Regions from separate parts of the Homo sapiens genome. Here regions 2, 3, 4, 5 and 6 are each linked to region 1. A link is a loop called in an ENCODE intact Hi-C map of the cell type or tissue named here. Cell type or tissue: mammary epithelial cell. All regions are shown on one strand.

Region 1 (5,000 bases):
TGCAAAGGGAATCAAGGGGCCAGGCCCAGTGGCTCATACCTATAGTCTCAACACTTAGGAGGTGGAGGCAGGAAGATCACTTTGAGCCCTCAAGCTTGAGGCTAGCCTGGGCAATATAGCAAGACCCTGTCTCTACAAGAAAATTAAGAAATAAGCCAGACATGGTGGTGCATGCCTGTAGTCCCAGCTACTCCAGGAGCTGAGGTGAGAGGATCCCTTGAGCCCACAAGGTTGAGGGTGCAATGGGCCATGACTGCACTACTGCACTCCAGCCTGAGCAACATTGTGAGACCCTGTCTCAAAAAACAAAGAGGATCAAGGATGATGGGACAGAGACAACCTAGGGGGTTCACCTGGGCTCCACCATCTGCCCCCGAGACACCTGCCCCCAGCAACTTTTACCCTCCCAGCTCTCCTGAGTGCCTGATTTCCTGGTCTCCCTCTAGGACCTCCCATCTCTAGCCTCACACAGCGCTGCCTGGCCCCAATCCCCAACCCCCTCCACTCTCCTCCAGCCTCTCACCCACCACCCCCCCGCACACACACACACAGAGCCAGATGAGGCTGGACCAGGCTGGAGTTGCCGAAGGGGCTGAGCAGATGGCCAGGGCCAGGGACTAGATAGTGACTGGGAATTATTCACCTGACTACATGGGCTGGTGTTAAGAGTCTGGGCCCTTGCTTTCCTCCCCAAGGAAGTTGGAGGAGATACTTCCAGACTCCACGCAGCAGCTCTCTGGTGCTTCTCCTCCCTGCTCTGCTCTACTGACAAGGAGCACGTTCTGTGTGGGGGCCGTGAACAGAACCGTCACACAGTACTTGAGCTCCCAGGGTGAGGCGCTTATGTAACTGATGCCTGCCTGCCACCTGTACTCCCCGCTAGACCCCCTGGCTTCATCTCAAAGCACAAGGCCACCCCGGTACCCACACACCAGGCCTCCATGGGGTCCCATCTCTTGAAATATCACAGAGCACTTGTTCTTTCTCACAAGGCTCTTCATGCTGGCGCTGACGTTCTTTCTGGATCTTTCTCCCCCAAGCAGGAAGAAACATGCTTTGTTCTCTGTATTCCCAGTGTCCCGGAAACCTGTGAATGCTTGGTAAATTTAGCTGAATGAACTAAAAGTATCAATAATAATAGAAACCCATAGAGAATGTAACAGGCACTAGTCTAAGAGCTCTGCATACATTCATGCATTTAATGCTCACCTCGCCCTTTATTGTAGGTACGGTCATTATCTCCATGACACAAACGGATGAATCAACAAATGCCACCACGTTCCTTCTGGGGAAAGGCACTGACCCGACAGATCAGGCCCATCACCAGGCATAAAGTGAGAGGGTGCCATGCTGAGTGTCCTCTATTATACCACCAGAAGCAGGCAGGGTGTTTCTGGAAGGAGGGCCCCCTGGAGGAGGAGAGGCACAGAGGGAACTGAAGTCTGGGTCGCTGGAGAAAACAGCCCCTTCAACTCTAAAGGAGTAGCTGGGCCTGAAGCTGGGGGGTTCCAGGAGCCAAGATCCTCAAACTCACCCATGAGTTTGAGTTTGACAGGGATGGCAGTGGGAACCTTAGGGCTGCGTGCTAGAAGCTGATGGGTTCCAGAGACCGAGTCACCCAGAAATCCCATCTAATTCTAAGATTTGATGAGTCCTATATCAGGAGGAGACAAGACCCGAGAAACTATCACTGTGGTCACCTCCAGGGTGGCTGGGGACGGTCAGAGAGAAGGGGGACTGGTTTTACTTTTGTCTTTTCACCCATGCGCTACCCATACAAAAAATAATACACGTGTATATTTGAACTGAATATTTCTAAGAGTCTAGCCTTCTAAGCCTCCAAGATTATTACAATCATTCTGAGATCCAGACTGATTCTCAGAGACTGCTGGCAAAGATTCGGGGGTTGGGCATCCGTGGGTTTGGACCCCGGCTCCGTGCATTTCTGTGCCTCAGTTTCCTGGTGTGTAACCCAGGACGAGGATACCCACTTCCGCTGGAGCATGATAACGATAACTCAGGCATCCCCCAGGATCTGTCACGCAGCAGAGCCTTTGTCCAAACAAAGCCAGTGGTGAATGCCCAGAACCAGAGGATCCTCCAGGCAGCGTCTGGGCTGCTGAGTCTGAGCCAGGGAGTTTCCAGATTCCCAGGGTAGGAGGCCGGGAAGTCCCTGGGAGCGCCTGGAGAGCTGGCCCTGCAGGCCAGGCCGGGTGGGTGCGGGAGGCTGCAGCCCCGGGCCTGGTGCTCTGGCGCCCCCTCATGGACACTGTTCTCCTCGCACCCCTGGGACAGCTGGAGAGGAGTGCCCTCATTCATCAAAAAAATTCTCCTGATTATTCAGGGTTATTTTTTTTAAAAAGACCAAAGCTAGAGACAAGGTAAGAGTCCCCACTGGTCCTTCTGTGTCCTGCATGGAAATACGACTGAAAAAAAAAAAAAAGGCTGGGTACAGTGGCTCACGCCTGTAATCCCAGGACTTTGGGAGGCCGAGGCAGGTGGATCAGGAGGTCAGGAGTTCCAGACCAGACTGGCTAGCATGGTGAAACCCCATCTCTACTAAAAATACAAAACAAAACAAAATTAGCCAGGCATGGTGGCACGCGCCTGTAGTCCCAGCTACTCGGGAGGCTGAGGCAGAAGAATTGCTTGAAACTGGCAGGCGGAGGTTGCAGTGAGCTGAGGTCGCACCACTGCACACTCTAGCCTGGGCGACAGAGCGAGACTCCATCTCAAAAAAAAAAAAAAAAGTCCCCACTGGCTGGTTTTGGGGCTCCAGGCCCAAAACACAGCATTAAGTGTTCAGAAGCTTTTGACACCTTTTGAGACACATAATGATTAACTACAGGCACTCCTGCCCAGCGGGCACCAGGTGCCCACTTCCTGGCAAAGCTCTTGTTATTTCACTGTATCTTCCTATACTCTCACTATACTCAGCCCACACTATTATCAATCCTCTTAACATCTGGGGGAACAGAGACCCAGGAAGATAAACTGAACTCAGGGCACACAGCTGGAAGTGGTGGCATTAGGTGTCACACTCAGGCCATGGACTCCGTCACCCTGTGTAAGGAGCAGTAATTTTCTCTCCCATTCTCTGCAGGCCCCTGAAAGGTACCATGCTCAATACCAGTGAACGCTGTTCAGCCCAACCTGACCACAACTCTTCCAGATGGGCTTTTATTCCCCCCATTTTTAGGGTGACCAACGGGTGTGCCTAGGGCTGAAGGGGCTCCTGGGATGCAAGACTTTCGGTGTTAACACCAGAAAAGCCCGACCCATTTTACAGACACGGAAACTGAGATTTGGAGAGGGTAATATATTCCACAGCTATTGAGCATGGAGCCCAGAAGTCTTGCTCTAGAATGAGGCCTACTGGCTGAGAAGCACTAGGCTGAGCTGGTTCTCTAAGGAAGAACAAAAAATGGCTGGGCACGGTGGCACAGGCCTGCACTTTTTGAGGCTGAGGTGGGCGGATCACCTGAGGCCAGGAGTTTGACACCAGCCTAGCCAACATGGTGAAACCCCATCTCTACTAAAAATACAAAAATTAGCCAGCTACAGTGGCGCGCGCCTGTAGTCCCAGCTACTCGGGAGCCTGGGGCAGGAGAATTGCTTGAACCAGGAGGTGGAGGTTGCAGTGAGCCAAGAGAGCAAGCCACTGCACTCCAGCCTGGGTGACAGAGCAAGACTCCATCTTAAAAAAAAAAGGAAGAACAAAAAACAAGGGCAGGAGGGGTGAGGAGGAATGGCAGGAGAGAATTCTAGAATCTCAGAGCCCGGAACAATCAATCTTGAAATCTTGAAGGCAATAATATCTCCTAAGAAGACGACCCTTGGTGGCTCACCCAGATCCTTCACTTCTGCCTCTGAGACATTGAGTCATTTCCTCAAAGTCTTGTAGCCTCAATTTCTCATCTGTAATTTGGAGATAATAACCTTAGGACCTAGCATTTCAAAAAGATTTGGCCGGGCACGGTGGCTCATGCCTATAATCCCAGAACTTTGGGAGGCCGAGGCAGGTGGATCACCTGAGGTCAGGAGATCAAGACCAGCCTGGCCAACATGGTGAAATCTTGTCTCTACTAAAAATACAAAAATTAGCCAAGCATGGTGGCAGGCACCTGTAATCCCAGCTACTTGGGAGGCTGAGGCAGGAGAATTGCTTGAACCTGGGAGGCGGAGGTTGCAGGGAGCTGAGATCATGATACTACACTCCAGCCTGGGAACAGAGCAAAATTCCGCCTCAAAAAAGAAAAAAAAAAAAAAAAAAAAAAAAAAAGGTCAAAGAAAAGAACTGGGAATACTGGCATGCGCCTGTAGTCCCAGCTACTTGGGAGGTCGAGGCAGTAGGATCGCTTGAGGTCAGGAGTTCAAGGCTGTAGTGCACTGTGACTATGCCTGTGAATAACCAGAGCTGGAGGATTCCAGACCAGACAATACAGAGAAACCCTGTCTCTAAAACAACTAGTAAGTATGAAATAGGTGGTGGTGAGCCCTGAGTAGGAGCCGGGGAGAAGTCTCCCTGACCTGGAAGACCAAGCCCGCCAACAGATGCTGGGTTGCCTCTACCTGACCACGTGCAGAAACAGGGAGCTTACTACCTTACAACACAGCCCTTCTGTTAGAGCAAGCCAATGTGTGTAGGTTTACATACGTCAATAGTAGGTTTTTTACGTATGTAAAAAACTATCTACATATGTAGATAGTTTACATATGGAACACTGAAAAAGCCTTTACCCTGGGCCTGGTGGTGTTCTGAGTGCTTTGGGGCTGTTAACTCCTTTAATCCTGGCTGGTGCAGTGGCTCACACCTGTAATCTAAGAACTTTGGGAGGCCGAGGCAGGAGGATCGATTGAGCCCAGGAGTTCCAGACCAGCATGGGCAACACAGTGAGAACCACCCCCATCTCTAAAAAAATAATAAAATAGGCCAGGTGCAGTGGCTCACACCTGTAATCCCACCACTTTGGGAGGCCAAGGTGGGCAGATCACTTGAG
Region 2 (5,000 bases), 490 kb before region 1:
TAATTCTTGCTAAAGTCCGTCTTGTTTTGATTTCATGATATGCTTTTAGGAAGAATAGGATACTGAGTGCTTTGGTACTATGGGTAAACAATTTGTCCAGAGTGGCTTAAAGTATAAAATTAAGGCAGTAAGCAGATTTTGGTTGAGAAGGGGACATGGAACTGGAAAGGCAATACTAAACATGTTTGAGGTTAAAGTGAGCCCAGAAATAAGAAAACAAATTGAAGTAAAAAAGCCAAAGTATCAGGAATAGACTGGGATCTGTGAGTTAGATGGGTTAGAACAAATAGGAATACTGATGGTGAACAATTTGATGGCACCAACAGCCTGCTTTTATTGTTGGCTTTTTGACATAGAGGCTGAGCTGCCGAATGACAGCATGAGAAAAACTGGGCATAAGACTTCCATAAATAGCAGTTATTATTTATTGAGGACCTTCATGACCAGGCATCATATTAATCATTTAATTTTTATAATAACCACATGCAATTAGATACATTAGTTTTCCCCATTTTACAGCAGTGGAAACTGACAGTGACATTTAAAGTAACTTGGCCAAATGCTTTGATTGGAACCAAATTAGTTAAAACTCCCAAACCTGTGCTTTTATGCTGTCGTTTATCCTCATTCTTTTTTTCATGGTGTGGCAGGTGTTTAGCCACTATTCTGTGTATATGTATTGTTTTACTATGTGAGCTGGGACAGAAGGAGACTAGGTGTGTAAGAAAGGACACTAAAGTCCACTAGAGTGGAGGTGGACTTGAAGAACAAAACAAAACTAATAGCCCAGTCGTTTTCGTAGGAAAGGTGTAAACCTGAGCTAGATAGTGCAGTGAGCAGAGGATGGGAATAGCAAAGTGAATCATTGATAGGAAGGAGCAGGCAGGCATTTGGAAACAAGGGATGGCTAGAAGAATCAAAGTTCCCTCATTAAAATTTCCTTCCCAAAGGAGGTGATATACTCTCCAAGGGCACTTTAAAACAGCTTTATTGAGATATAATTCACATACTGTACAGTTCACCCATTTAAAGTGTGTGGCTTTTAGCATGTTTACAATCATTCAGCCATCACCATCACCACAGTCAGTTTTAGGACATTTTTAGTATTCCACAAGAAACTCCATTCCCCGTAGTTATCACTTCTTTTTCTTTTTTTTTTTTTTGAGACAGTCTCACTCTGTTGCCCAGGCTGGAGTGCAGTAGCATGATCTCGGCTCACTGCAACCTCCGCCTCCCAGGTTCAAGCTATCCCCCTGCCTCAGCCACCTAAGTAGCTAGGACTACAGGCGCATGCCACCTGCCTAATTTTCGTATTTTTAGTTGAGGTGGCATTTCGCCATGTTGGCCAGGCTGGCCTTGAACTCCTGACCTCAAGTGATCCACGCGCCTCAGCCTCTGAATCTGCTGGAATTACAGGCGTGAGCCACTGCTCCTGGCCAATCATCACTTCTTAATTCCTCTATGCCCACTACTTCCCCAGCCCTATGCAACAAGTGGTCTCCACTTTTCTACAGATTTTGCCTATTCTGTATACAGTTTATATAAATAGACTCAATAGAATATGTGGTCCCTTGTGTCTGGCTTCTTTCACTTAGCATAATGTTTTCACTTAGCACAATCCATGTTATAGCAGTACTTCATTTTTTAATTGCTAAATAATACTTCATTATGTGGATATACCACATCTTATTTAATATTTTTTTTTTATGGTGGGAAAACATGTTTTTATGTTGGGAAAAGAAAGGTGAAGAGACTGAGACAATAAATAGGATTATTTTCCTTAATTTAAAATGGGAGGAATAGGTGACTACTATGAAAACCAAGGCTATCAGGCTTTCTTGAGGAATTGCAGCTAAAGGCCTAGGTGACAGGACAGTTGGCATCTGCTGCTTCATGAATTGTTTGTAGCAGAGTGGCAGCTCTTTTGACCCGAACACGTGCAGTATTCAGGGAGCTCATTGTGTAAATCTTGTGTGTTGGCCAGCACCATTGCCCCCTACAATACCTCATGGGGAACTGGAGAGGCCTTTGCTGATCTAATCTGGATACATTTCCCTCAGTTACTGCAGCTCTGGGTCCCCAGAGAGTCCTCTCTAAAGAGCTGCCAGTTTGTTGAGTGCTGGCATTTGTAAGATTATTTCTTACTATATGATTCGTCCAGTGAAGATGACACCCATTTATGAGGTCCTGATCTATTAAGCAGAAATAGCAACCATCATTCCTGTGTTTTTGGAATGAATGCTGACTCTAGGGCCCCTGTATGCTTTCTCAGCTGTAGAGTTTGGAGGGCTCCTTTAGCAAGCAAACAATGTGCCCTTCTGGGTGCCAGGTGACTTTACTGTTGTTCTGTTGATTCCTGTTAATTACTTTCTTGATTTAATCTCCAAGGAATAGAGATACCTTCATAAAATGAGTGGTATGGCTCAGGATGTAAGTCTTTTTAATTTGTACACCAGAAATGTTGTGGATGGCTTTCTACTTTGCCAGAACTTTCAGTTTAGTTTAGAGAGTGAATTGTAATCATTTGTCTTGATACCCTGGCCCTTTGGCATGTCAGCCCTAACACTGAAACAAGAACTCTGGGTAGAGGACATCAGCTTGGCCCTCAGTTCCTGAGCCATTGAATGTCAGCGCTACATTTAATCATATCACCCCCGTTTTACATTTGGGGAAACTGAGTTCCAGAGAAGTTAGATGACTTACCAAATCCATAGTCTTATTTTCTTATAGCTCTTGCTAGTGGCAAAGCTGAGTCTGTGATATTGAGCCTTCATTCTCAGTGGAGTGCTTTTTTCCCAGTGCAGAGCTGTTTCCTGAAGAACATGTACTGTCATGACCAAGGAGTGGCCAAGCCCTGCTGTACTCCATCAGCAGTGCAGGCTTTAAGGTGTATTTGAGAGTTTGACAGATTGCGATTGTGATGATGAAAATTTATAGGAAAGAGCAAGAGCACTGGTTTGTGAGTTTGCACGCCACTGACTTACAGAACCCAGCCCCTTCTGGCCTCCCCTTCTCCCAGCCTCCCGTGCAGTGCACTGTGTCCAGTGAGTATCTTCATGACTACGTGATTATAATTCCTTGAGAGCCCCATGTCTATTTGCTAAAAAATAAATATGTGCTGCTACACTAACCTAACAAGCAGTCATCTTGTAGTTCCTGCCTGAAAATGTTTGATCATGGTTGTCAACTCTATGCCTGCTATAATTTTTGCCTAGCATAATGTGAAGAGAAAAGATAAAAATCCTTCTCTCACTGTGCATTTTCACTGTCCCCTCCCCTCATTCTTAGTGTATAGAATTCCAGAATGGGCCTTGCTTTCTGACATTTTCCTGCCCCATGACCCTAACAGATCTATTCAACATGACCCTGACGGCTGAGATAGATCTAAACCCAGCCCCTTCACAGTGGAACACTTAAGCTGGGTAGTAGTTCCATACTGAGACCCCTTTCAGTACTTTCTCTTCCTCCCCTTCTTTTTTGTTGTGTCTTCCCCTACCAACATGAGCTCCTTTTTAGGGAGAAGTTGTATCCTTCACTCTTTTCCCCCATCACCTAGGAGTTGCTCAATATAGTCATTAAATAAATTTTGGCATTCTCATGCTGTTTACCATTCATGATGGGATGGGTAAGATGCAGGAATGCTAATAAGGTTGTCAGATGGCCGTGTTATTCCTTTATAGAAGTTGTTTTATGGTCCTTAATAATAATTTATAGTACCAGGTACTATTTACTGAATGCTTGCTATGCATCAGGTATTGTGCTAATGCACATATGCACATACCATCCACTTTTCATTACTCTTTTTTTTTTTTTTTAAATTTTTCAGATAGAGTCTCTCTGTGTCTCCCAGGCTGGAGTGCAGTGGCGTGATCTCGGCTTGCTGCAAAACCTCCTGCCTCAGCTTCCCCAGTAGCTGGGATTACAGGCATGAGCCACCATTCCCAGCTAATTTTTGTATTTTTAGTAGAGACGGTTTCATCATGATGGCCAGGCTGGTCTCGAGCTTCTGATCTCAGGTGACCCGCCCGCGTCAGCCTCTTAAAGTGTTGGGATTACAGGCATGAGCTACCACGGCCGGCCCACTCCTCATTACTATTAACAACCACTCTCCTGGCTGGGCACGGTGACTTGTGCCTGTAACCCCAGCCCTTTGGGAGGCCGAGGCAGGCAGATCACATGAGGCTAGGCGTTCAAGACCAGCATGGACAACATGGCGAAACCCTGTCTCTACTAAAAATACAAATATTAGCCGGGTTTGGTGGCCCATGCCTGCAATCCCAACTACTTGGGAGGCTGAGGCACGAGGATTGCTTGAATCCGGGAGGCAGAGGTTGTAGTGAGCCAAGATCATGCCACTACACTCCAGCCTGAGCAACAGAGTGAGACCCTGTCACAAACAAACAAACAAACATGCAAACACCCATTCTCTCTATAAGGTGGACAGTAGAAGCCATATTTTACCAATGAAGAAACTGGGCTTTAGAGAAGAGCAAGTCACAGAGCTGGAAAGTGGTAGAACAGGCATTTAAATCTAGGTTAGCTTGATACCGAAGCCTATGTTTTTAGTAACCATACTGAACCTCCTTGAGTAGTTAATTTGCTGAGCATTACTGTGAAAGAGAGCTAAGTCACTTATGTTCCCTAGGATTTATAAATGAGACATCTGTGTTAGCACAGGGCATTAGTAACATGATTTAGATTAAATCTGGCTTTGGGATTAAAGAATAGAGACAAAGAGGAGGCATACGGAGCCTCTGCCACTTAACTTCCTGGAGCTGATTTGCTTGTGCTCAGTATTGAGGAATCTTTCCTCTTTGAGTGAGTGTAGAGTGGTTTTGGGTCATTTGTAGTCTACACAGTTTCTGAGAGATGATCTGTCCAGCAATTCCAGATTGTTTAGGGTGGGCCTGGGAGAGGGTATGGCTTACTCCTCGTTTCTGGTGCCGTATTAAGGTGAACTAGAGCTGATTCATGTACTGGTTGAGACTGTAAAAGGACTT
Region 3 (5,000 bases), 410 kb before region 1:
TTTTTAAATGGAGAGCTCGTGTTGTTAGCCGTGGGCTTGTAAAAAATAAAAATAGATAAAAATTAAAAATGGGAAGCTTAATTTTGGAATTAATCTTTTTAACCTTTGGGTAGTCTTTTAGAAAGTATATCCTAAAAATACATAGCATAACTAAAATATCTCATAAATCCTTCAGAATGAGCTATTTATTAGAATGCTGTAAAAAATTAGAAAATCTTAATTTTATGAGACAACTGATAAACTCATCATTTTATAAATTGTTTTATTTGAATGTGTGATAATATAAAATAGGGAAATTATGAAGTTTATATTCAGAGGTTAAAGATTTTTCCAAGATCACTAGTAAAGGGCAGAATTAGACCAACTTCTGGACTGAACCACATCTTTGATGCATTTTTTAATTATATTATTTTAATAAGAGAACTTTAAAGAAACTCTTATTGTCAGTATTCTCCTAAACCTGTAGCTACAGCATTCTATAACAATTACTATTTACAATAATGACACAAATTTCTAGGGTATATATAAGAAAGGATTTACCTTTTTCAATAAAGGCTGAAACATAGAAGGCTGGAGAAAACAAAAGGTGAATTTTCAGTTAACCAAAATTTTATTGAAGCTGGAAGCCTTAAGCAAATTTGCATGCACCTTTGTGTATCTCTTAAGTTTCTTAAGCAGTCATATTTGTAGACACCTTTTTCAGAGTCTCCAGGTATTTTTTATAGTAGGAAAAAAATCATTTAAATTACCTCTCATTACCTGTGTCCTCTCTTTTAGTCCTTTGCTCTCACTAGGCTGGTTTGGTCTTCCAGGACAAGCAAGTTCTTGCATATTCCTGTTCCTTGAAAAACCTTCCAGTTAGTGGTCATGTAATAGCTTTTCACTTCTTCACATCTTTCTTGTTAAATCCACTGCATCTATAAACTGTACATCAGTAAAAATGTTTTATTAATATTAAAAATAATTTTGTTTCATTTCTTATTTGACATTCATGGCTGGAATCTCTTAAATCTGTATGAACTATAGTAAGCTGCTATGAATGCTTCCAGTGCTATATAATTAATTCCATCATCGCATCCTTAAAATATGCCAGCACATGGCGCTTGCCCCTCCCTACCTCCTCCCCCCTACACACACACACACACACACACACACGCACACACGCACACACGCGTGCGCACAGCGTACACCAAACTGCCATTCTCCAGCAGGCCTGCTTCTGGAGTTGGGAGATGTCAGCCTGCTGGGAGGGGGTGGGGGGAGGAGGAAGAGGTGGGGCTCTACTCTGATTAATTACCTTAGGCATTCAGGGGTGGGGCTTCCTTCAGCCATCTGCCTGAGATATGGGAGGGAGCTGGAGAAAGAAGGAGGGGGAGAGACTGCCAGAGAGGAAGAGAAAAGAAAGGAAGAAACATTAGAAAGAAAAAGGAAGGAAAACGGTATAAAGAGAGATCAATTACCCACCCTTAAATAGCTAGATTGGGGGGGGAGGGGGGTGGAAAAGAAAGCTGTGGAGGTGTGCCCCAGCACGGCTGCTTTGAAAGGTTTATCATCTATCCGTTTGGTTTATGGAGAAAAAGAAAATGGTAACTCAGGTAAGATTTGTGCTTCCTCGGCATGTTTCTTTTCTCCTCTCTGGGATCTAAATAAAGGTTTGAGGGTGGAGTATAGTAAGAAGAGTTTTAATCATTATTGTCTTCTTAGAACAGACCAGATTTATTGTTATCAGCTGAAAAGTCTGTGTCTGTTGAGTCCGTTTATGTGTGTGTTATGTATCCGTATCCTTTCTTCCCCCTCCCTCAACTCCATAGCAGATTCCTGTTTCCTGTACTGTGCAGCTGTAGCTCAGGAAAGACCCTGTGGGGATTTGTCTACCTCTTTGTCTTGGTTCTGAGAAGAGGGAGGGAGAGAAAGACTGCAGAGGTAGGAAGAGATTCTTGTAGACTGCCAAAAAGAGGGGAGCAGGATTCCTTTTAAGAATTTCAGAAGAATTTGTGTTATAGGGAAATCTGATTCCTTGTTCACTTTGGTTTCTCAGGATTGGCTATGGAATTGTAGTTTTGCTGTTACTCTAAACTGCTTATTAAAAATGAAGGTTAGAAAAGAATGTTTCATTTTCATGCCTTTGTTACTGGCAAAGAAAATTTTCAGTAGGAGCATTCAGGTGTGACAGAGGCAGGTAGAGCCCTCCTTGACAGGAGAACGAATCTGAATGTATAAATCACAATCACACAGGCTTTAAAATACATTTGAAGGAGAGAGAGTAGGAAATGGAAGATACCTCTCCTCCCTCTGTCTCCCCTCTCGTTTTTCTCTCTTCTCTTCTCTCTCTCCCACTCCCACTCACTCTCTCCCCCAACCCCCTCAATCCCCCTTTCTCTCCTCATCCTTTTCCCCTCTTTCTCCCTGCCTCTTTTTGGTTATGCCAGGCAATATCTAATCTGCATTTTAGCAAGTCATTCCTGACAAATGGAAAGGTGAATGCTCTTCCACAGTTCTCCCTGGCAAGGCAATTTTTCTTGTTAGCATCCTTCTGTACGCTCCATTACCCTTTTTCCTTTATGTATAGGTTAAGAGGAAATGATGAGGCTCTGATTTATCAATGAGAAATCATTTACACTGTAGGACATTCAAATCCTTTAGTCTCAGACTTAAGATCAGTTTCACTCCAGGTTTCTATGCTCTGTGGAAATTTCATCACTGGACAGTGCTTTCCTTTTAAGGAGGTTGCCCTTTTTTTGTGTTCTCTCTTCTCTTCCTCTCCCAGTAACCACCGGAGGGCGAGAGAGCCAGCTAGTTATCAGGATGGAGGCATCATTTTAGGAGCTGGAATCCTGTTTAGTTATATAATGCCCTGCAGTGCTGTTTGGAAGGAGGGAAACCTGTAGGGATATTTTCCCATTGGGACCCAGAGGAAAGAAGTTTCAAATATATCTTTTCAAAGTAATTTTTCACCAAATCTGAGTTTAGAAAATTTCAACAAACTCCTTCCTCTTTTGGAAAAGCGGAGAAGCTTTTGAAATGTTTCTCTTCCATGTGTTATCCCCTCATCATCAGTCTAATTACCTCTTTTGAAATACTGCTTTATGCTCTCGGCCTTAGCGCCATTTTTTTGGAAACCTCTGTGCCATGAGAGCCAAGTGGAGGAAGAAGCGAATGCGCAGGCTGAAGCGCAAAAGAAGAAAGATGAGGCAGAGGTCCAAGTAAACCGCTAGCTTGTTGCACCGTGGAGGCCACAGGAGCAGAAACATGGAATGCCAGACGCTGGGGATGCTGGTACAAGTTGTGGGACTGCATGCTACTGTCTAGAACTTGTCTCAATGGATCTAGAACTTCATCGCCCTCTGATCGCCGATCACCTCTGAGACCCACCTTGCTCATAAACAAAATGCCCATGTTGGTCCTCTGCCCTGGACCTGTGACATTCTGGACTATTTCTGTGTTTATTTGTGGCCGAGTGTAACAACCATATAATAAATCACCTCTTCCGCTGTTTTAGCTGAAGAATTAAAAAAAAAAAAAGAAAAGAAATACTGCTTTATTTTTTAAAAAAAATTTACATAAAAGATAAATCCTGTTTCTGGATTCTCTTTTTGCTTGGGAGATGATACTTGCTTAACCTTAGAGCCCTCATTCAATTTTTATTAACTGGCAATATTAGAGGGTAACAGCTCTCTTCTTGCTTAGCAATTACTGAAGGCTTTTCAATGACTTGACTTTTCATTATTTATTTTTTAAACTAGTGAAAGAATGATCTAAAATGGAAATTTTTATGATGAGTTTTCTATTGCCTCTTGGAACATTTCCCCTTAGTTTCTAGAGGAGCTGGTAAGTGTAGTGTGTGTGACCATTAAGTTAGAGTGCACATGCTTATGCACACTTAATATTGTGGTCGTAATAATTAGTATTTAAAGAAGCCATAAGTTTAGGAATGAAGTAGAAGAAATAAATGGAAACTGGAAAGAGAGATTCTGGGGTGCTTAATAATTCTAATAATAAAATCACCTGTTTTATCAGGATGTGCTAAATATTGAAGAAAAGTTATGAGTTTTTGCCCATCCTGAAATTATACAACTGGCAAGGATAGAATATCAAATTTGTGAATTTTCAGTATTCCAGCGTATTTGTTTTGTTGTATATACTTTCTGTGTTAATGTAATGTACATAGTTGTTAGTAATCTAGGGGGAAAACAATCAAAGGAAATAACCAGCTGGGCCAAGTCTTTCATTTGTCCTGTGGTTGTGTTGTGTTGTGCCTGCGTGTGTGTGTGTGTGTGCACATGTGTGTGTGTGTGTGTTTGAGCCAGACATCCAATCCCAACATTTGATAATGACCTGTCACATAAGCTTTCTCAATATAGAATGTCTATACTGGTGGTTAGGCCTGGGTTTTCAAAGTTAAACGGTTTATTACAATGTAAGAGCGATGTATGGATGTGTTTTCACTGTTTTGCTACTTAGGTTCTTTGCATCTTCAGATGATACCATCTCTGTAGTCCCCAGTTTCCATTGCTCAGCTGTTGGAAAAGGGCTTTCAGTGAATGACTTTTTCATCATACCATATTAGATCCTTGTCAGTATTTGCACAGTGTATGCGCTTTATTATTACATATGCTCTACTTTTATAGGGCCTGTTTTTGTTTTAATTATCAAACTACTCTGTCATTTATAGTAAGTAATCAGTGCTCTGCTAAAAAGCAAATGGCAATTTAATCACAAAATTCTAATATAGCCGATAGACATGCTTATGTGATACTTAAAACGTTAATTTTATCGGCTGTTCATGTGTATGTTGTAGGAGTATTTCACTGAGATCTCTTATTTTTTGGGCATATAGACCAGATTATTGCATCTCATATTTATGAAAATAGCAATATGGAATATGAAGGAAAGATAAATCATTCTTGTACTATGTGTAAAATTCGAAAAACAAAATTGCAAATGACTTCAACACTAATTAGTAAAAAATAAATGTTTAGCCAAACTCAAATTCAGTTATA
Region 4 (5,000 bases), 190 kb before region 1:
TTAGTGTGATGTTTCTAGGACAGCAAATCAGACCATGGCTCTCCCTTGCTCGGAAACCCTTCTGTGGCTCTCCCTGGGGACACGCCCCCACGTCTGTGGCTCCCAAGGCTGTCCATGCCTGGCCTCTGTTTATTTCTGTAATCATCACTCTCCCCTTCACTTTTTCCACCACGGAAACACCAAAATATTTATGCGTCCTGCATAGCATGCTATTTTATGTCTCCTATGATAGAAATCGCTCATTTTCATCTAATATACCTTCCCCACTTCTTTCTAAGTAGTAGAAACTCCAATTTTTATCTGGTGATGTGGCCATGTAGAAATAAAGACTACATATCCCAGCCTCCTCTGCAGTGAGGTACGGCCATTGGATGCGCAGCAAGATAAAGTATTAATTACAACTTCTGGAAAGTGTTCTTTAAGATAGGGGCACAACCTTCTTCACCCCTTTCTCCTTCCTGCTGGTTGGAATGAGGGCACGATGGCTGGAGCTCAAGCAGCCATCTTGGATGAGGAGGTGAAGGCCATATGTGTAACATGACAGAGCACTAAGGTAGATTGAAGCTGGGTCCCCGAGACTGTGGTGTGCCATGTCAGCTCTGAATCCCCTGCCTCTAGACTTCTATATGAAAGAGAAATTAATACTCTCTTGCTGAAGCCATGTTATTTTGAGTTTTCTGTTACCAACAACCAAACCTAGTCCTAACACACCAACTTCTATGTCCTTGAATGTTTTGATCCTTGTACTTGGAATGTCTTTTCCTCACTTTGCTCCTAACAAACTCCCATTGATCCTTCAAAACCTTGCTCGGACATCACCTTCTCAGTTACATGTTAATTCCTTGGTGGAATTAATGTTTCCCTACTCCATGATTTCTCTCTACCTTATATCACAGTGTGCAATTATTGAGCACTTACTATGTATCAGGCACCATGCTGGGTGCTCCCTCTTTTAATCCTTACAATGATATTTAAGATAGGTTATTCTTTTCAAAATCTCCACTTTATAGATAACAAAAGCATAGACCTTGGAAAGTTATGATACTTTTCATGGATCACAAAAGTAGTGCATGGTAGGGCCGAGTCCAGGAGTCTCATTCCAAAGCCTTTAGCCCTATGCTGAATGACCTCGATTATTGCCCTTATCAGAAAGTACTGACAACATTAGGTCACACATCCCTCCCTCCTACCACCTCTCAATGCTCGGAGGCCAGCCGGTGTCACCTTAGTCCCCCCAGAGCCCAGCACGGAGCCTGGCACACACCAGGTGAGCATGAGTGCTGTGGAACGTGACTATCCGTTCTGAGCCCCCAAGTCCTTGTCTTGGTCCTTGTGCTTGGAATATCCCTTCCTCACTTTGCTCCTAACAAGCTCCTATTGATCCTTCAAAACGCTGCTCAGGCATCACCTGAGCCTGGCACATAAAGTTCTTCCCAGTAGGTGTCACCTCCCACAGCCCCACTTGCCCCACACGTCTCTGGCAGGCTTTTGCAGCACTGTTTGGTACCTCTGCTTAGAACACTCTGCAGAACGCTCCCTCATACGTTCACATCCAGGCCAGCCATCACCTCTGAACAAACTCCTATTGATCCCTCAAAGGCCTTCACCTCCCAGGCCTAGGCACTGCCTTCTCACCCTTCCAAAGCCTTTGCTGAAATGTCTGCTGCGTTCCAGATCCCACTGAGGTATCTCCTCCACTGGACTTTGAGTCCCTTGAGAGCAAGGACCATGGATACCTTATATCACCGTGAGCAACTATTGAGCACTTACTGTTGTTAAAAAAGTTTAACCTCTAGCCGCCTCCTTACATATTTTAAGTTGGGCCTAAAAGTTTTTCTGTACATCATGAACTATAACAAGTGGAGGTATAGACAGACTATAGCCTACACTGTGCCAATCACCGCATTTTGGCCAATCAAATGCAGCCAACTGTTCGAACCATGTTCAGATAAACCAGATGCCAACCTGTAACCAATCCAGCTGTTTCTGTACCTCATTTCTGTTTTCTGTATGTCACTTTCCTTTTTCTGTCCATAAATCTTCCACTATTTAGCTGTGGAGTCTCCAGACCTACTCTGGCTCGGGAGGCTGCCCTGCTCGCAAATCATTCACTGCTCTGTTAAACTCCTTTACATTTAATTTGGCTGAAGTTTTTCTTTTATCACTATGTATCCACCACATTCAGTGCTCCCTTTTTCTTAATTTTATTTATTTATTTATTTATTTATTTATTTATTTATTTATTTAATTTATTTTTAGAGACAGGGTCTCACTCTGTCACCCAAGCTGGAGTGCAGTGGTGTGATCTCGGCTCGCTGCAACTTCTGCCTTCTGGGTTCAAGCGATTCTCCAGCCTCAGCCTCCTGAGTAGCTGAGACTACAGGAGTGCACCACCATGCCTGGCTAATTTTTGTATTTTTAGTAGAGACAGGGTTTCACCATGTTGGCCAGGCTGGCCTTGAACTCCTGACCTCAAGTGATCCTCCCTCCTCAGCCTCCCAAAGTGCTGGGATTACAGGCGTGAGCCACTGCGCCTGGCCAGTGCTCCCTTTTTCAGTCCTCATAGTGACATTTGAGGTAGGTTATTCTTTTCAAAATTTCCATTTTACAGATTTAAAAAAAAGCGCCCTTGGAAAGTTATGCCACTTTTCCTGGATCACAATATTAAAAGATCACAATTCATCTTCTAATAATTTGGCAAGCCATCCATGGTCTTCTAAGCAAGGCGCCATGAATATAACGAATATAGAGACAGAAAAAGACCCCTCCCCACTGGCTGGGTTGAGGGACTGGAGAGCCCAGATGGAAGGGCAGAGGTGCAGGCTTTTTTCCTTGTTGCCACTAGATGGCAGTAGGGCACCCGTTGTCAGCCCTGGGGCAAGGTCACCGACTGTCTTTGCCTTTGCCTCCAGCAAGCCAAAACCCTGGGCAGACTCAATCCAAAAATAAACAATCAAAGAGCATGTTGGCCTGGTCCTTTGCTAGGTACTGTAGAGCAGGTGAGAGAGTGAGGGGGAAGGACTCCAAATTAGACCAGTTCTTAGCCATGAAGCAGAGACTCTGAAGCCAGACTACCTGGGTCCCAATCTTGGGCTTGGTATTTCCTCGCTGTGTGACTCTGGGTAAGTTACTTAACTTCTCTGTGCCTCAGTTCTCTCAAGTGTAAAGTGACGCTTGTAAAAGTGTCTCCTGCAAAAGAAAGGGCTGCTGGGAGGAGGGGTGTCCCTGGTGTGCACTAAGTACAATATGAGTTTGTGGCTTTTATATTCCTGCCTCTGAGGCACTCACAGGGTAGAAATGGGGAGAAGCCAGTCCAGACAGGTGCACCCCAAAGCAAGAGAGATGAGAAGGCTGCACCCATGCTGGAGCCAGAGTGGGGAAGAGGGCACATCTGCTGGGAATGGGTAGAGCGGGGTGGGAGGAGTCCTGGCAGGGGAGCCGTTCCTATGCAATGGGCCTTGAAGGAAGGGGAGGATGGGTGGATGTGGGGTTAGGTGACTGTGGAGGCGGGGCTGGTCTCTGTCCAGGTGACAGGTGGATGGTGGAGCTGGAGGAGCCACTCGGAGCCTCCAAGGCTGGGGAGGGTGGAGGGGGGAGGCAGGTCGGTGTCCCAGGCCACACCTGTTGACTAAGGGATTAGGATGTTGTGTCCCTGCCAGCCCTCCTCCAATAAGCCCCTCTGGGCCTGCAGGGAGAGGAGGAGCCTTGCCATGTAAACTGTATTTTTAGTTCCCTGTGCCTCTCCCCGGCTGCTATAAGACACCTCTCCCCACCCCCAGCCCTGGCCGCTTGGCTGGAGGCTCTGCGAGGACAGCTGGGGAGAAGGGGAGCTGTGGTCAGTATGATGGATGCTGAGGGGCTGGAGAGGAGCAGCCCTGGTGGGTGGGTTCCTGGGAGTCTGGAGCAAGCTTGGGGGTTCTGCTGCCCCATCAAGGGCCTTGAGCAGGTCCTGCAACTCCCAGGCCTCAGCCCTGCTCTGAGCCCTGGCCTGGCGCTGGTCCAGGAGGGTAGACTCTGCCAGGGAGGCACAAGCTAAGCTGGGGGTGGGGTGGGAGGGCCTGCTGGCAGGAGGGAGGCACTGCCCAGACTGGCCTCCAAAGGCTGGTTCCCAGAAGGAGGAGGAAGAGAGTAGTGAAGATCGTGGGGAGTCCTGGCTTTGAGGAGCCAGAGTTCTCCTTCTTGCCACATCTTTGATCTCCCTTGGTGGTGTCTTAAGCCCAGATTTACCAAAGGGAATTGTCAGCTGTCCAAGGGCTAGCAAATTCCTAGGTCACCTAGATTGGATTTTCTGACCATAAAAACTGTGGGCCAGGTGCACAGCTGCCTGAGGGGCTCAAACCTGTGCAGGTGGGTGCTGGAATCCCCTTTGCTATAGCGTTCTCTTTGTGTGCATGTGACCAGAGGTGAGAGTGGCTGGAGACCGAAGATGGCAGAGCCCGTCTTTCTCCACCAGACTGAGGCCCCCGACTTGCCTTGCCTGGGGAGGGTGCTCAGTGGAAGTCCTGGGATGTTCAGTCTGGACAAGAAAAGTCTTGGGTGAGCCTGCTCCTTCTCTTGTGAGGCAGACTCAGCTGGGCCTCTATATCCCCAAGGAGCAGGCGGAGCTGCCGCAAGGAAGTGCACGTGACATGGAGGCATCTTTTGGTTCGACATAAAAAAGGATTTTTAAAGCTTTAGGTAGTGAGCTCACCACTCCCAGGAGTATTCAAGCAGATGCCAGATGATGATCTGTAGGGAAAACTATGTTTAGTGGGAAATTGGACAAAATACCGTTGAAGGCCTCTTTTAGTCACAAGATACTATGGCCCTATAATTCTAGATTTCTCTGCTTCTAGCTCTCTATAAGTCTGGAATCTAGAACCCAAGTTTCTCCGGTGCTGAAAAGTTGAAGACTTTGACACTCTAGAATTTTAATTCTGGGATCTCAAGATTCCAGAATTGGGAGCCTTGAGGATGATTCTACAAGTCTCAGTTTTGGATTCAAAGGATCCTGTGATATG
Region 5 (5,000 bases), 150 kb before region 1:
GAGGGATTAAGGGAGATACTTTGAGTGAAGTCCATAGTGCAGTGCCTGGTGCACCAAGTGCTCAGAAATGTGAGTGTCATCATCACGATTCAACAGTGGCACGCAAAGATGACAAAGACCTGGCCCGAGTTATAACTGTGAGGCCTAACATGGAGGGAGGCACTATCTGAAGCATTTCCTAGCAGTGGTGTCACCTAATGGAAGGCAATGATCTAGTATGGGAGATGGGCACATAAGACAAGCATTGGAACACCCTGGACAGGGTCTGGGAACACAGCGGGGGGGAGAGAAAGGGGGAGGAGGGTGATCTTCCTGACCCCGCAGGGGAGGGGTGCCTGGGAAGGCTTCCCCGGGAGTGGCACAGCCATCTGGAGAGATGAGTGGGCAGAGAAACTTCTAGGCGGCCAATAGGGGCTGGAGGGAGCACAGGGTCTGCAGGGGACAGCAGGTAGCTCCATGTAGTTCCAGGTGGCTGGAACTCTGGTCTCTGTGGACGCAAGGAAGGAGATGGGGAAACAGACTCATGTAATGAATGGGGTGGGCCTTGCCCGTCACAGTTGAGTGGGCTTTCCTGTGGGGTGGGATCAATGAGCAGGAGGGCCGGAGGAGGCAGGGACGGACAGATTTGGTGGTAGGAGTTTCCTCTGGGTACAGGGAGGAAGGAGTGGAGGCAGGGAGGCCAGTGGAAACACAAGGCCAAGCAAGGGATGGTGAGGTCAGGCCCAGGGCAACAGGTATACGAATGGAGGGGATGAGGTGTGCCCCAGAGGGGAAGGGGGAGCTGAGCAGAAGGTGGGGAGGGGCAGAGGAGGGGAAGAGGGCGGTGGCTCCTGCCCTTTCCAGGTCCTGGCCAAGTCTCCACTCCTTTCCAGGGAGCTTTCCCCTTCCCTCCTCTCCCTGACCTCAGATGCAACTACCCCCATCCCTAAGATAACACCAAAAGGGCCGGGCGCAATGGCTTAGGCCTGTAATCCCAGCACTTTGGGAGGCTGAGGTGGGTGGATCACCTGAGGTCAAAAGTTCAAGACCAGCCTGGCCAAACATGGCGAAACCCCATCTCTACTAAAAAATATAAAAAATTAGCAGGGCGTGGTGGCAGATGCCTATAATCCCAGCTACTCAGGAGGTTGAGGCAGGAGAATCATTTGAACCTGGGAGGTGGAGGTTGTAGTGAGCCGAGATCACACCATTGCACTCTAGCCTGGTCAACAGAGCAAGACTCCGTCTCAAAAAAAAAAAAAAAGAAAAGAAAAAGAAAGGATAATTCCAGATAGGCATGAGATCGTGGGAACTCTTCGGCATTCCTGCATTACAGCACTTACTATTTCAATGGTGGCTACCATCTATAGAGCACTTACTATATTCCAGGTAACACACAAATACACACACACACCCACACACAAAACTTCGTTTTAACCTCACAATAGCCTAGCAAGGTAGGCACGTGGCTCCTGTTTTACAGACGAGAATCTGGAGGGTTGGAGAGGCTAAGTAATTTACCAAAAGTCACATGGCTAGTCAGAGAAAGTCTGGGTTTCACTAAATTAGCTAATCAAAAGTGCTTATACTAGTGCCTGGCATATAGTAGGCACTCAATAAATGTTAGCCACTCCACAATTTTTTTGCAGAGATAGGATTGGGCCGGGCACGGTGGCTCACGCCTGTAATCCCAGCACTTTGGGAGACTGAGGTGGGCGGATCACCTGAGGTCAGGAGTTCGAGACCAGCCTGGGCAACACGGTGAAACCCCGTCTCTACTAAAAATACAAAAAATTAGCCAGGCGTGGTGGCGGGTGCCTGTAGTCCCAGCTACTTGGGAGGCTGAGGCAGGAGAATGGCGTGAACCCGGGAGGCGGAGCTTGCAGTGAGCCAAGGTCACGCCACTGCACTCCAGCCTGGGCGACAGAGCAAGACTCCGTCTCAAAAACAAAACAAAACAAAAGAGAGATAGGATCTTGCTATGTTGCCCAGGCTGGAGTGCAGTGGCTATTCACCTGTGTGATCATGGCACACTACAGCCTCTGACTCTTGGGCTCAGGTAATCCTCCTGCGGAGTAGCTGGGACTACAGATGTGCACTACCACGCTCGGCCCTTCCGCTATTTTTGCTAACATCATCAGCTAGATCTGTCTGGCTGCAGAGCCTATGGCCCTCTGGGGGGCCACTTGAATTTATCTTGTCCGGTTCTGAGAGTCTGTCATCTGTTTATTTGCCCCACTGGGCTGTGGAATCCGGCAGAGCAGGGACCAGATCTGGTTGGTCTGTGGGTCTTGAGCGTCCCTTATGGGGAAGGCCCAGAGTGCATGGTCAGTGATGGTTTGTTGATGGAATGAACAATGTATCAAGTTCCTATGCCTCTTAGAATCTTGGGATTTCTCCAGCCATGTTTGTCCCTTAGAATGATGGAATTTCATTAGCCATGTTTGTTTCTAAGAATCCTGGGGTTTCTCCAGCCATGTTTGGCCTTAGATCATGGGATTTCTCTACGGAGGAGCCTTGGTGATCATCCAGGACACTCTGTCTCTTACCAGCCTTCTTCCTCCCTTCCTCAGGCACTGGCCCATAATCCAGCTCCTACTAGCCATACCCTCCTCCTTGTCCCAGGCCAGTGCCCCCTACCCATCCCCAGACCAAAACTGGAGTCTCCACGAAGAGCTCACTTGTCTTGTCCTGGCCTCCCAGTGGCTGGACAGACTCCCTGCTAAGGCTCAGGGCAAGCCCCACCTCCCTGCCAGTCCCTCCAGCCACCTGCGTCTGCCCCTGACTGGGCTGGGGTGTGTCGGTCTCCTCTCTGAACCTCTGTTTCCTCAGCTGCAAAATGAGGAGGATCATTTCGAACACTTTTAGCTCAGCTTTGTCAGTTTGCTACCGGGGTCCAGCTGGGTGGAGGATGAGGACCTTATGTATTACTATCTCCCTGCATCTCTGTGGGGTACCTTGCGGCTCCCGGGGGAAGCAGCATGTCTCTTTAAGGCCACTAGATGGCACCAGCGTGTCACCCGTCTCCCTGCAGGCTGACCTCAGGAGGAATTCCACCTGTGGGATTACACCCTAAGGACCACAGCCACCTCCCTCCTCCCACTGGCAGGAGCCCCTGAAGATCTGCCAGTGGGCGCAGGCAGGATGTGCAGGAGTTAGGGACAGGGGTGGGGGTCAGACAAATTTGAACTGGGGAGTTCTGAGCCAGGCCCTGCTCTTAGAGAACATCCTGGCTCTCTGCTTAGCAGTTAGTTCGCTGGTGACCCTAGGCATTTCATAGCACCCCTTTGAGACTTCAGGTTCTTTCTCTGTGAAATAGGGTACCAAGTCTCTTCTCCTGTGCATCGTGGAAACTGAATGATACTGGGCACGTAAAATGTCCATTCTGCCTCCGGGCACAGAGCAAGCTTCCACAGCATTAGCTGCCACACTAGTTATTAGTGTTACTTTGTAATTTAGTATTACGTCTCAGAATCTCCTCTGGGAGGAGCCTTAGGCAGGATGCCCAGAGATCTGGGTCTGCAATGGACTGTTCTCTCACTGTGTGACCTTTGGCAAGTCATTTCCCATCTCTGGTCCTCGGCTTGGCCTCCACCAGCCTCAAGAGGCTGGGAGTATCATGGAAAAATAAGGGCTTGGGAATCAGACAGACTTGGGTGTGAATCCCACCCACTTCTCCTCTTCCCAGCTGTGTGGCTTTGGGCTGCTCTGATAATTCCCTAATGATTTGTGTGACTATTTATTCTAAGTCTGTCTTCCTGGTTCTCTAGTACGTTCCACGAGGGCCAGGCTCATGTCAACGTGGCTCACCTACATAAACTCAACACTCAGCTCAGTGTCTGGTACGAGTAGCTGCAATAAACAAGGGTGATTCATTATCAGCGTTACTATCACTGTATACATTCACTCAGCAGCAGCAGCAGACCCCGTGTTCAGAGAGTCCTCTGCACTCTTTTTTTTTTTGAGATGGAGTTTCGCTCTTGTTGCCCAGGCTGGAGTGCAATGGTACATCTCGGCTCACCACAACCTCCAACTCGCAGGTTCAAATGATTCTCCTGCCTCAGCCTCCCAAGTAGCTGGGATTACAGGCACCTGCCACCATACCTGGCTAATTTTTGTTTTTTTAGTAGAGACGGGGTTTCTCCATGTTGGTCAGGCTGGTCTCCAACTCCTGATCTTAGGTGATCCACCCGCCTCGGCCTCCCAAAGTTCTGGGATTACAGGTGTGAGCCACTGTGCTTGGCCCCTGCACTGTCTTAATAATCCTCATCATTACCTCTGTTTTATGGATGAGGAGACTGAGAGCCAAGGAAGTTAGGTCATTGCCCAAGGCCACACAGCTACAAAGTCACAGGCACTGGGGTTGGAAGCTGAGCTCCATGACAGCCTTGTGTGAACGGATGTGGCAAGCTGAGTGAGAGTCCTCCAAAGATACCCACGTCCTAATCCCCCAAATACCTGTGAATCGTACCTTATCCAGCAAAGGGAATTCTGCAGATGTAATTAAGTTAAGGATCTGGAGATAGGGACATTATCCTGGATTGGTCAGGTGAGCCTAATGTCCCCACAAGGATCCTTCTATGAGGGAGGCAGGCATGTGGCAGTAGGAAGAAAGAGATGAGATGACCAGGCATGGTGGCTCATGCCTATAATCCCAACAGTTTGGGAAGCCAAGGCAGAGAGATCACCTGAGGTCAGGAGTTCGAGACCAGCCTGACCAACATGGTGAAACTCTGTCTCTACTAAAAATACAAAAATTAGCTGGGTGTGGTGGCATGCACCTGTAATCCCAACTACTTGGGAGGCTTCAGCAGGAGAATCACTTGAACCCAGGAAGGGGAGGTTGCAGTGAGCCGAGATAGCACCACTGTACTCCAGCCTGGGCAACAAGAGCAAAACTCCATCTCAAAAAAAAAAAAAAAAAAAGAGAGAGAAAGAGATGAGACTGAGGAAACGGGAGAAAAGACCATGTGATGTGGGAATGAAGAGAGCATTGATTCTATCTTGAAAGACAAGGAAAA
Region 6 (5,000 bases), 80 kb after region 1:
CTGAAGCTTGGGCAGTTGTTTCCCTATCGCCGCTGGTCCTGGAGGGGAGATAAACCCGGGGTCCTGCTTCCCTCTCTTGTAGATATTTGAGTTTCTTTCCTCGTATTTCTTTCCTTTTTGGAAGGAGGATTATGGAATTTGGGGGTTGATAGGGCAGAAAAGCAGAGTGCAAAGGGGCCTTACGCTCTCTTAAATCAAGCCGATTAACAGATGGGGAAACTGAGGCCCAGAGAGAGGAGAAGGCTTGCTCCAAATCAAACAGGAAGTCAGTGTCTGTGCACCGCTGGAAGCTCGGTTGGCTGACTCCTGGGCCGTGCTTGGACCTGACACAGGGGGCCCCAGGAGTCCCCACCCTCCACCCTGCACTGACTTCCCTGTGCTTGTGCGTGGGTGGGGGCTGCTTCCTCCCCGGGCAGGCTGGGCTGGCACACAGAGCCTCCTGGGCCCCTGCACCAGGTAGGGAGGCAGTACACTGGTCAGGGCAGGCCCCTCCCCTCCCTGGGCCTCCACTTCCCTGTCTGCACATTTCTCACCCGCCTCAAGAGGTCCAAGTGCCCTGCCAACCTGACTCTGACCCACTGGGGATTTGGGGCCCTGGTCAGCTTGGGTTCCTTCCCTCTGCTGGCCAGCCTGGTCCACGGTGCACAGAGGGTGCAGGGCCAGCCTGCAGCAGGGGCAGGAAGACGTCACGGGAGTCCTGAGTCAGAGGCAAGGGGTGAGGATTCGGCCCGGCGAAGCTGCTTCCTCCAGTCTCGCCCTGTACCAGGGTGGGTGGAAGTGAAACCTGCCAGCTTACCCGCTTGGGTCTGCTCTGAAAAAACAAGCGGACATGGGGACCAGGAGAGCAGCCCCAGCCCAGCTCCCAGCACCTGTATCTCCCTCCACTCTGCCGGCACCCCTGCTCGCTCCTGGTCCCATGGCTAATCCTTGGATCTAAGGCTAGGCTGCCCTAGGATGAATCTAGCCACCCTCAAACTCCCACTAGGGCAGGGGGCAGGGGGCAGGGAGTGGAGGCGGGTGTTTCATGTGGCAGCCCCTCTGAAGACACTGTGGCCACCTGCGAAAGAGCAGTGTGTCTGGGAGAATGGACCCAGGGCCTAGAGGGCAGCAGAGGGCAATACAGGGCTGCTTCGTCCCTTTGAATTCATACGTTGAATCTCTAATCCCTAGTATATCAGAATGCGATTGTATTTGGAGGTAGGACCTTTAAAGAAGTGCCAGGCACTGTGGCTCACACCTGTAATCCCAGCACTTTGGGAGGCCGAGGCGGGTGAATCACACGAGGTTGGGAGTTCGAGACCAGCCTGGCCAACATGGAGAAAACCCGTCTCTACTAAAAATACAAAATTAGCCAGGTGTGATGGCGCATGCCTGTAATCTCAGCTACTCAGGAGGCTGAGGCAGGATAATTGCTTGAACTGGGAGGCGGAGGTTGCAGTAAGCCGAGATCGCGCCATTGCACTCCAGCCTGGGCAACAAGAGTGAAACTCTGTCTCAAAAAAAAAAAAAAAAAAAGTGATTAAGGTACAATAGGTACAATAGATCATTAGGTGGACTCTAATCCTTGATGAATGCTGTCCTTATAAAAATGGGACTTTTGAACATAGAGAGATGCAGAGGGGATATGATGTGAGGCCCCAGGGAGAAGATGACCATATACAGCCACGGAGGGGCCGGAAGGAACCAACTGAACAGATGGAGTCCACGTCCTTGATGTTGAACTTCAGCCTCTAGAACTGTGAGAAAGAAGATTTCTGTGTCTAGGGGCCTGTCTGTGGGGCAGGGTGGTGGCGGTCCACGCGGAGAGGGTGGGAGGCACTGGCAGGACGGGGCAGTGGTGGCAACAGAGATTGGTTTCTGCGGGGATGGGGGGAGAGAAGGAATGAAGGACGGCGGGAAGCAGGTTTCTCACTGCTGGAGAAGGGAATTAGACATAGGGGAAGGGCGGAAAAGAGAAGGAATCTGTGGTAGAGCTGGAGTTACTGGGCGAGCTCATGATTTGTCTACACGTGGAGACAGAAACGGCAATGCACACGGATCTGAGCGTGTCGGCTGAGAAGGCGCGGGAGCAGGGGGCCCCAGCAACGGCACACCGGGGCTCTGTAAAGAGAGGGAGGGGACCGGGCTCACTTTTGCCCACCCAAAGCTCCCGTAGCTGAGCTCCCAGCTTGTCTCACCAAATCCTCCCCACAACCCTGTGAATCGGGACGTTTAAGAAGATCTGAGGCTTCCAGAGATGAAATCCCTTGTGTAGTCCCACAGCAGAGCCCGGCGGTGAAGCCAGACCCTCGGACTCCAGCTCCCAGCCCCATCACCATTGTTACTCAGCCCCACCAGTCAGAGGGCGTGTGCGCGTGTGTGTGTGCACGCGCGCGCCTGTGAGCTCGCGCGGGGCAGGAGCGGGCAGGAGCCGGCAGCACCCGCCCCTTTCTCCCGGTGTCTGTACCCGGGAGGGGCTGATTTGGCCGCGGTGGACTCCACCCTAGTGCCCCGGCAAGCCCTGTACATGCAGTGCTACTGCCATCTCGTGGTCGCCTTGAAACACTGACCCTGAGCAGGGGCCGTAGACCGTGCTCAGGACTCAGAACTGGGCCTACCTCCAGCCACCTTGGAGCGGGCAAAGGCTTCCTAAAGCGCCTACCGAGAGCCCGCAGAGCCCAATCCAGGAACGCCAGGGGGACCCTGCCGTGTTGCCAGGATCAAGACAGCCCTGACCCTCTTAGGGTTAGCAGCCCAGACCAGGAGGAAAGACAGACACAGTCCTTTGGTTCTCTCCCAGTGGGGAGTAGGGACAGACGTTATTCTGGAGCTGGGAAGGCAATACCAGAGGCAGAGCAGGGGTCCCTAGAATTACTGAGGAGTCTGAGGGGCAGGGCTCTGAGCCAGGTGTCTGGAGCAGAGGCCATTCTGGAAGGGAGCAGGGAACCATCCGTGACAATAACAACATGTACAGAGCATTGTCTACATGGCAGGTGCTGAGTTACTTGTTGGCTCAGTCAACCCTAACAACCCTATGAGGCAACGAGTGTTATCTGCCCATTTTACCAGTGAGAAAACAGAAGCACAGAAAGGTTAAGTAATTTGCCTAAGGTCACACAGCCCAGAAGTGGCCGGTCTGGGAGGTGGGTACTGACACTAGGGCAGGAGGTGGAGGGGTCGGTGTCCAGGCCCAGGGTGGGATCGTGGTGGCCCAGGGGAGCCAGGAGGGAGAGGGCTTGGTGGAGGCTCTGCAAAAGGCTTCCTCAAAGGCAGGCCTGGGGCTGCCCCCCAGGCGCCCTTTCCCCTGCCCACCAGCCCCTCCCAGCTCCACTCAACCCCTCCCCTCCATGCCCCCGGCCCAGCGCCTTCCGATGTAGCTGGGCCCAGCGGGAGCGGCGGCACCTCGTTAATCCTGCCCTGTGGTGCCAGGTGGAGGCCCTGCTCCTACCCAAGGCTCCCACCAGACAGCTGGCCCTCATTTTCTTGGGGCCAAGACTTCCTGCAGCTGTAAAGTGATCCCGCCCAGGCCTGCAGCCTCAGACAGAGCCTGCTGCCAGGGAACCCAGCCTGACTGCACTGATGAATTCCCGCCAGCGCCCCCCCCCCCAGCCCCCATGCAGCCCCAGCAGCCTTCTCTCTGAAGGAGGCCTTCAGGCAGCCTGGAACTGTTCCAGCCAGCCAAGCCGAGACCTCTGCAGGGGCCACCTCCTGCCTGGCATTCAAGGCCCTTCATGGCCCAGCCCACCCCATCTTACCTCAGCAGCCTTAGGCCGTCCTCACAGAGAGCCTCCTGGCCCTGGGCGTCCCGTCCCATCTTCTTCTTTTCACAGCGTGAAACAATGATTGAGTTTATGTCTGTCTTTCTCGTCCCTTTCCCTCCCACGTGACCCCACAGGGCTGGCACCTGGCCGCTTCACTTCTGTCTGGCGGGCACCTAGCGCTATGCTGTGTGCAGCTGGCTCCCAGGGGATGCACCCACAGGGAGGAATGAACAACCTGGCAGTTTTCACCCTTAGCACCTGAGGCCCTCCCAGCCCTGGGGGCCTTCTGTGGAAGTTTCCTTGGGTTTCCCAGCTAACACAGGGGAGAGGAGGCCTTGGCTTTGATCCTTGTAAAATCACAACTCCCCTCTAAGAGGTCCCCAGTTAAGTAGGGAGAGAATGAGGGAAGCAGGCAGTGGGGTGTGGGTGGGGCAGGCAGGTGAGGCAGCAGTGAGGAAGGTTGGGGGTCCCAGTCTTCCATTACTTAGTGTATGACCAGGCAAGTCCCTTCCTCCCTCAGCCTCAGTTTCCCCATTTGTAACTGGTGGCCAACACCATTGACCCCCTGGGGCTGTTGTGAGGTACTGAAAGGGCTGGGCCAGGGTAGGGCACCTGGCAGGAGCTCACAGATGCCCTGGATGTGGCAGAGGGAGCTTGGCCTGGACCATGAGCATCCTGATGGCGGCAGGGCCTCCCCCTCCCCTGCCTGGCACCAGTGTGCCTGCCCCCAGCTGCTTTCCTTGCCCCAACTCCATCTTGAGGGCTGGGCTGGGCCTGGTCTCCTGTATGCCCAGCTCCAGACCATACCTCAGATGGCAGGTGCTGCCTGCCCACTGCCCATGGGAATCAGTGGCTGCTCACACAGACCTCGGCCCTCTCCCAGGAGCCCAGGACCCTGTGGACCCAATTGCTTTGGCCTCACACCGTTCCCCGACCGTGTCCTGGGCCAGGAGGCTCCAACATGCCTCAGCAGTGACTCCCAGGGAGTCTGGCCTAGAGATCCCACACCTGAAAAGGTGGCACCCTAAGACCTGGGGCTCTTGAGCTGCCATGGAGGGAAGAGCTGACCCCCTGCACCTGACCTGGGGCCCAGCGTCTGGAACTGTGTGCCATGTCTTCCCAACTTAGCTTTGGTGCCTGGAAAATGGGGAGGATGCGCTTCTGCATGAGGAAATGCTGGCACATGACAACTGCATGAGCTTCCTCCTCTGAGCTGGGCGGCTCATGGAGTCCTAGTCTCCGCATCTATACATCGAGGAC

The links. Hi-C counts contacts between places; a loop is a spot of excess contacts. Peaks named below come from ENCODE experiments on the same cell type or tissue, not always from the same donor. Only the 100,000 strongest peaks of a DNase experiment are listed, where the experiment ranks them.
Region 2: it touches region 1 in a loop (4-fold over the local background); 25 of 110 quality-filtered maps call a loop at or near these places.
Region 3: it touches region 1 in a loop (5-fold over the local background); 3 of 110 quality-filtered maps call a loop at or near these places.
Region 4: a loop joins it to region 1, with 14 times the contacts of the local background. A loop is called at or near these places in 52 of 110 quality-filtered maps.
Region 5: a loop joins it to region 1, with 24 times the contacts of the local background. A loop is called at or near these places in 106 of 110 quality-filtered maps.
Region 6: a loop joins it to region 1, with 11 times the contacts of the local background. A loop is called at or near these places in 21 of 110 quality-filtered maps.

Annotation. Positions count from the first base shown.
Region 1 is chr22:35,428,253-35,433,252 of GRCh38, reverse strand. It overlaps a transcript of MCM5 not described here. Among named protein-coding and RNA genes, the nearest start is that of MCM5, 31 kb to the right of the region's middle. In mammary epithelial cell, a CTCF peak has its summit at 2,259 (motif pointing left); a DNase peak (open chromatin) is centred at 2,152; H3K27ac peaks cover 483 bases.
Region 2 is chr22:35,915,694-35,920,693 of GRCh38, reverse strand. All of the region lies in intron 2 of RBFOX2 (RNA binding fox-1 homolog 2), which reads left to right. Among named protein-coding and RNA genes, the nearest start is that of RBFOX2, 110 kb to the left of the region's middle. RefSeq lists an enhancer at 3,638-4,317. In mammary epithelial cell, a CTCF peak has its summit at 2,861; DNase peaks (open chromatin) are centred at 2,833 and 4,883; H3K4me3 peaks cover 131 bases; H3K27ac peaks cover 2,651 bases.
Region 3 is chr22:35,836,787-35,841,786 of GRCh38, reverse strand. The region is part of intron 2 of RBFOX2 (RNA binding fox-1 homolog 2); the gene reads left to right. It also overlaps the pseudogene RPL41P3. Among named protein-coding and RNA genes, the nearest start is that of APOL5, 120 kb to the right of the region's middle. In mammary epithelial cell, a CTCF peak has its summit at 2,776 (motif pointing right); DNase peaks (open chromatin) are centred at 1,226 and 2,756; H3K4me3 peaks cover 3,515 bases; H3K27ac peaks cover 4,130 bases.
Region 4 is chr22:35,621,313-35,626,312 of GRCh38, reverse strand. It overlaps a transcript of MB not described here. Among named protein-coding and RNA genes, the nearest start is that of MB, 6.5 kb to the right of the region's middle. RefSeq lists enhancers at 2,777-3,071, 3,730-4,245. In mammary epithelial cell, a CTCF peak has its summit at 2,840 (motif pointing right); no DNase peak of the experiment used is centred here.
Region 5 is chr22:35,581,223-35,586,222 of GRCh38, reverse strand. The region is part of intron 3 of LOC107985590 (a long non-coding RNA gene); the gene reads left to right. Among named protein-coding and RNA genes, the nearest start is that of MB, 34 kb to the left of the region's middle. RefSeq lists a silencer at 2,893-2,972 and an enhancer at 2,712-3,213. In mammary epithelial cell, a CTCF peak has its summit at 2,978 (motif pointing right); no DNase peak of the experiment used is centred here.
Region 6 is chr22:35,348,438-35,353,437 of GRCh38, reverse strand. No RefSeq gene overlaps it. Among named protein-coding and RNA genes, the nearest start is that of MIR6069, 14 kb to the right of the region's middle. RefSeq lists enhancers at 261-320, 821-960, 264-1,139, 2,271-2,390, 1,957-2,465 and 2 more and a silencer at 2,491-2,610. In mammary epithelial cell, CTCF peaks have their summits at 1,103 (motif pointing right) and 2,526 (motif pointing left); a DNase peak (open chromatin) is centred at 2,467; H3K4me3 peaks cover 749 bases; H3K27ac peaks cover 414 bases.